2 separate regions of the Homo sapiens genome follow, and region 2 is linked to region 1. Evidence: chromatin loops called from intact Hi-C (ENCODE). Cell type or tissue: heart left ventricle. All regions are shown on one strand.

Region 1 (2,500 bases):
ATAGGTAAATACTGCTCCAGTACCCCCAGGGAGAAATAATGCAATGAGTTAAATTTCTTAAGAGAAGTCAAGCGAAAACCCTTTTTATCTCTAGTTTTTAAATGGTTTTTCTAATCTGCATGCATATATATATATATATATATATATATATATATATATATATATTTTGTGCCTTAGTAAATATAGCATAGTGAACATAAGCAACCATTTCTTAGGCAAGCCAGAATCTGAAAGTGTTTTAAGGTCATCCTTTAAAAAAAATCAGCGCCCGTATGTGGAAAATCAACCTTGTAGGTTAGTAGTGGCTGAAAGTTCAGAGATATTCACAAACTCAGCGTTTGTTACCTGTGTGTTTTTAACAAGTCTCTGTTTTTATATAGCTTACCCCTTAATGATAAAAACTGCGTGCACAAAAATTTCCTTAAGTTGATGGTACTGGTTGATCAAGTTATAGTTAATAAAAGTAAATGTATACATATATTTATTTAAATAACTATATTTTACTTTTTATAAATATATGTACTATTTAATTATAAATATATATGTTTATATACTTATTTATTTATGATTACTCCCTTTTATAACATTCAGAGTGTGCTTTGTCATTCAAACCTTTTTCTGTCCCCACCACGGGGGTTGTGAGCTGCCCGAGGGCAGCAGTGAACTTGCACAGGGCTTTGTATCCTGAATGCCTAGTTGGGTGCTCCTTATGACTGTGGATTTAAAGCTGTGGTTCTCAACCTTGGCTGCACCTTGGAATCCTCAATCGAGCTTTCACAAACACTGATGCCAAGAAAGCTGGTTTAATTGGTGTATAGAAAGTTCTGGGTATTGGGAATTTTAAGAGTTCCCCAGATGATTCTAATATGCAATCAATGTCGGGAACCACGGATTTCAGGAATCAAGTATCCAGCCGCAGAAGTGGCAGCATCACCTCTCTGAGACGCCAGAGGGCAGACAGGCAGCCAGAAGAAGGCAGTGGGTAACACAAAGGCACTTCTGGATTGGCCTGAAACCACATGGGACGTGCTCACTCCCAGCAGAGCGGCCTGGTGTGATAATAGTGTCATGGGAATTTTTCTGGCCTGCTAGTCACAGGTAGTTGAGATGTGTGAAAGGAAGTGTTTGAAGGTATTAGAAAGCTTCAGAACTTAACTTCTTCTCTGCCATTGGTTTCCAAACTATCACATAAATAATTCACAAAAAGAGACATAAATGAATAAGGAATATATGGAAAATGTTTAGCTTTAGTAGTAATCATTTCAGTGCAAATCAACATTAAAATTATTTTAATGATATTGAGGGTTCACAGGGATAGAGTGAAATTGGTCTTCAATTGACAGAATCCATTGGGCAGCATGGATCAAGAACTATAAAAATGTTCTTATCCTTTGACTCCATAATTCCTTTCTGAGAGTCTATTATAAGGAAACAATTCACAATATGGGAAAACCTACTTGGAAAAAGATGTTCATCATGGTTATTGCTAACAGTGCAATATCAGAAGCAGTCAAAGTATTAAACAACATGAGAAAAATTAAAAAAAATTATATATATATATATATATATATATATATATACACACACATACATATATACACGTATTTTGAGACAGAGTCTTGCTCTGTCACCCAGGCTGGAAGTGCAGTGGTGCATTCTTGGCTCACTGCAACCTCTGCCTCCCAGACTCAAGCAATCCTCCTGCCTTAGCCTCCCAAGTAACTGGAACTACAGGTGTGTGCCACCATGCCTGGCTAATTTTTGTATCTTTTATGTACAGATGGGGTTTCTCCATGCTGCCCAGGCTGATCTTGAACTCCTGGGCTCCAGTGATCCGCCTGCCTCAGCCTCCCAAAGTGTTGGGATTACAGGCATGAGCCATCACACCCAGCCTAAAAATATACATTATATCCATTGGGTGGAATATTATGCAGCAATTATGACAATAGATAGAAATGAAAATTGTGTTATTCACAGAAATGTTTATGCTCATTATGATACAGTGCTGTTTGTAAACTATTACTTCAATTGGGTTTTTGAAAAGGCCACTTGAGATATCTTCAATCCCAAAGTACTCCTCTCCTGGAAGGAATGCTGTTACGGTGCACCACACATTTGCTTTCTTTTTTTTTTTTTTTTTTTTGAGACGGAGTCTCGCTCTGTCGCCCAGGCTGGAGTGCAGTGGCGGGATCTCGGCTCACTGCAAGCTCCGCCTCCCGGGTTCACGCCATTCTCCTGCCTCAGCCTCCCAAGTAGCTGGGACTACAGGCGCCCGCCACTACGCCCGGCTAATTTTTTGTATTTTTTTAAGTAGAGACGGGGTTTCACCGTTTTAGCCGGGATGGTCTCGATCTCCTGACCTCGTGATCCGCCCGCCTCGGCCTCCCAAAGTGCTGGGATTACAGGCGTGAGCCACCGCGCCCGGCCCACACATTTGCTTTCTATGTTGGCTGGCCTCTCATAGCTTCAGGTCTTTCATCTAAAGCACCTATCCTTGGAA
Region 2 (2,500 bases), 88 kb before region 1:
TAATAATAATAATCAAAGGAGTGGACAATAGTTTCAAAACATGATCTGTCTTTGTCAAGAAGAATCAAAGAGTCTAAATTGGCCAGTTTAAAAACATACTGTAAGGGGAGAAGCACTTCAGGAATGGCAGAATAAGGACTTTTGAAAATCTGTTCTTCCATAAAAGCAAGAAGAACATTGGCAAAAATTGTCAAAATAAACTTCTTCAGAACTCTGGAAATTAATCAAAGGCTTACCACAATTTGAGGAGTGTTTATTGAATAAAAACAGTGGCCAGGCACAGTGGCTCACACCTGTAATCCTAGCACTTTTGGAGGCCAAGGCGGGTGGATTGGTTGAGCCCAGGAGTTTGAGACTAGTCTGGGAAACATGGCAAAAACCCATCTCCATAAAAAATACAAAAATTAGCTGAATGTGGTGATGCATGCCTATAGTCCCAGCTACTCAAGAGGCTGAGGTGAGAGAATCGCTTGAGCCCAGGAGGTCAAGGCTGCAGTGAGCCATGATTGCGCCACTGCACTCCAGCCTAGGTGACAGAGCGAGACCCTGTCTCAAAAATAAGTAAATAAATAAAAATATAAACAAAAAAGTTAAAAAAGAAAAATAAGTGAATCTTGATAACAAGAGTATGCTTTGTGATATTTTATCGTACCCTATTTTCATCTTCTACCCAGCTCCATAGAAGCCTTGAAAACAAATAGTCTTGCAGCCATGGTAGGCGTGAAAAAAGCAGCCCGGCAGTCACTGGAGGGGGCGAAATGGTGTTGGAGCATCCCAAGAAAGCATGATTTGCAGAGATTTTTTTATTATTTATCTCTCTGGCAGCTCCCTGAAAACCTCCATTTACAGAACTTGTCTTTATTTGACCTCATGCAGAACTTTGTGCAAACAGCCTTTTTCCTAGGGCACTTGTCAAAAACTTTCAGTGGTAATTGTTTAACGCTGTAGCTGCCTGAGGTGGTGTCTTAGTCTGTTCATGTTGCTATAACAAAAATAACCATAGACTAGTGGCTTATAAATAACCGAAATTTATTTCTCACAGTTCTGGAGGCTGGGAAATCCAGGCTCAAGACAGCAGCAGATTCAGCGTCTGGTGAAGGCCTGCTTACCAGTTCACAAATGGCTGTGTTTTTGCTGTGTCTTCATGTGGTGAAATGGGCAAAGCAATAGATGTTAAGCACAGATGTTAAGATCACAGACGGTGCTGCCACAGTGCATGGTTCAGATCCTAGCTCTGCCTCTTACTGGCTGGGATGAAAACATTTGTTAGTATTTCTTAAAAGGAAAATGCAAAATAGAAGTGCCAAAAATGTTTTGAGCATTGGTATCACCTTTGGAATAAGTGAACAGCTTATTATGGTAACTACTCTGATAATATTTATTATCATATATAACTCCTAGTAGGTTTGTAAAAATAGACTCTTCACTTTCTGATCATACTTTTGTACAGAAGCAGATTTTTAGGGATGGAATGGATGTTACAAATTTTAATACAAAAGTGAGTTATCTGACTTTTTACATAAAAAGATAACTCATTTATTATAAAATTGAGTTATTTGACTTTGACTCTCCCAAGAGCACATAAGTAGTGAGTGGCAACAGTTAATTGGAAAGGACAACTAGAAGTTGGATATGGAGGTAATCTGGGTCTTGTTCTCATTATCCATGTGTTCTTCAATAATATGCTAGATTATACTTCAACTCAATCTCTAGCTTTCCACTGCAATAAGATTTCTCCAACATATTTTTCTACTTTTGGTTTTGGAACATTCCATTTTCGTTTTGCCCAATATCATAAGGCATAATGCTTAATATTGGTTAATATATATTTGTGCTATTGCATTGTAGATGGTGTACTTAGCTTTTTTCATTTGATTTTTTTTGTTTTTGGCCATGAACTTTTCCTAAAGTTATTTACTACAATGATATAAAACTTTTCTTGTGACAGTCCAGGGTATCTTCAGTTAGCTCAAAATACCATTAAAATTTCAAAAGCAAATTAATTTTACTTTTTTTTTATTAGTTTAAATTTATGGGGTACAAGTGTAATTCTGTTACATGGATAGATTGCATAGTTGTGAAGTCAGCGCTTTTAGAGTATCCATCACCCAAATAACGTACACTCTTCCCATTAAATAATTTCTCATCATCCTCCTCCCCCGGCTTCCAATTCTTTGCTATCATTCTATACTCTATGTCCATGTGTGCGCATTATTTAGTTCCCACTTATAAATGAGACCATGTGGTATTTGTCTTTCTGTGTCTGAGTTGTTTCACTTAAGATAATGGTCTCCATTTCAATCCATGTTGCTGCAGAAGACATGCTTCATTCTTTTTTAATGGCTGAACAGTATTCCATTGTATATATAGACTATGTCCATTCGTTGGACTATTATTTGTTAGGCTGATTCCATATCCTTGCCATTGTGAATAGTGCTGTGATAAACATACAAGTGCAGGTATCTTTTTCATATAATGATTTCTTTTCTTTTGGATAGAT

Evidence for each region. A loop is a pair of places that touch in the nucleus more often than their neighbours do. Peaks named below come from ENCODE experiments on the same cell type or tissue, not always from the same donor. Only the 100,000 strongest peaks of a DNase experiment are listed, where the experiment ranks them.
Region 2: it touches region 1 in a loop (2.3-fold over the local background); 4 of 110 quality-filtered maps call a loop at or near these places.

The regions. Positions count from the first base shown.
Region 1 is chr6:17,166,007-17,168,506 of GRCh38, reverse strand. No RefSeq gene overlaps it. Among named protein-coding and RNA genes, the nearest start is that of STMND1, 65 kb to the right of the region's middle. In heart left ventricle, a CTCF peak has its summit at 938 (motif pointing right); a DNase peak (open chromatin) is centred at 966; H3K27ac peaks cover 250 bases.
Region 2 is chr6:17,254,048-17,256,547 of GRCh38, reverse strand. No RefSeq gene overlaps it. Among named protein-coding and RNA genes, the nearest start is that of RBM24, 26 kb to the left of the region's middle. In heart left ventricle, no CTCF peak of the experiment used is centred here; no DNase peak of the experiment used is centred here.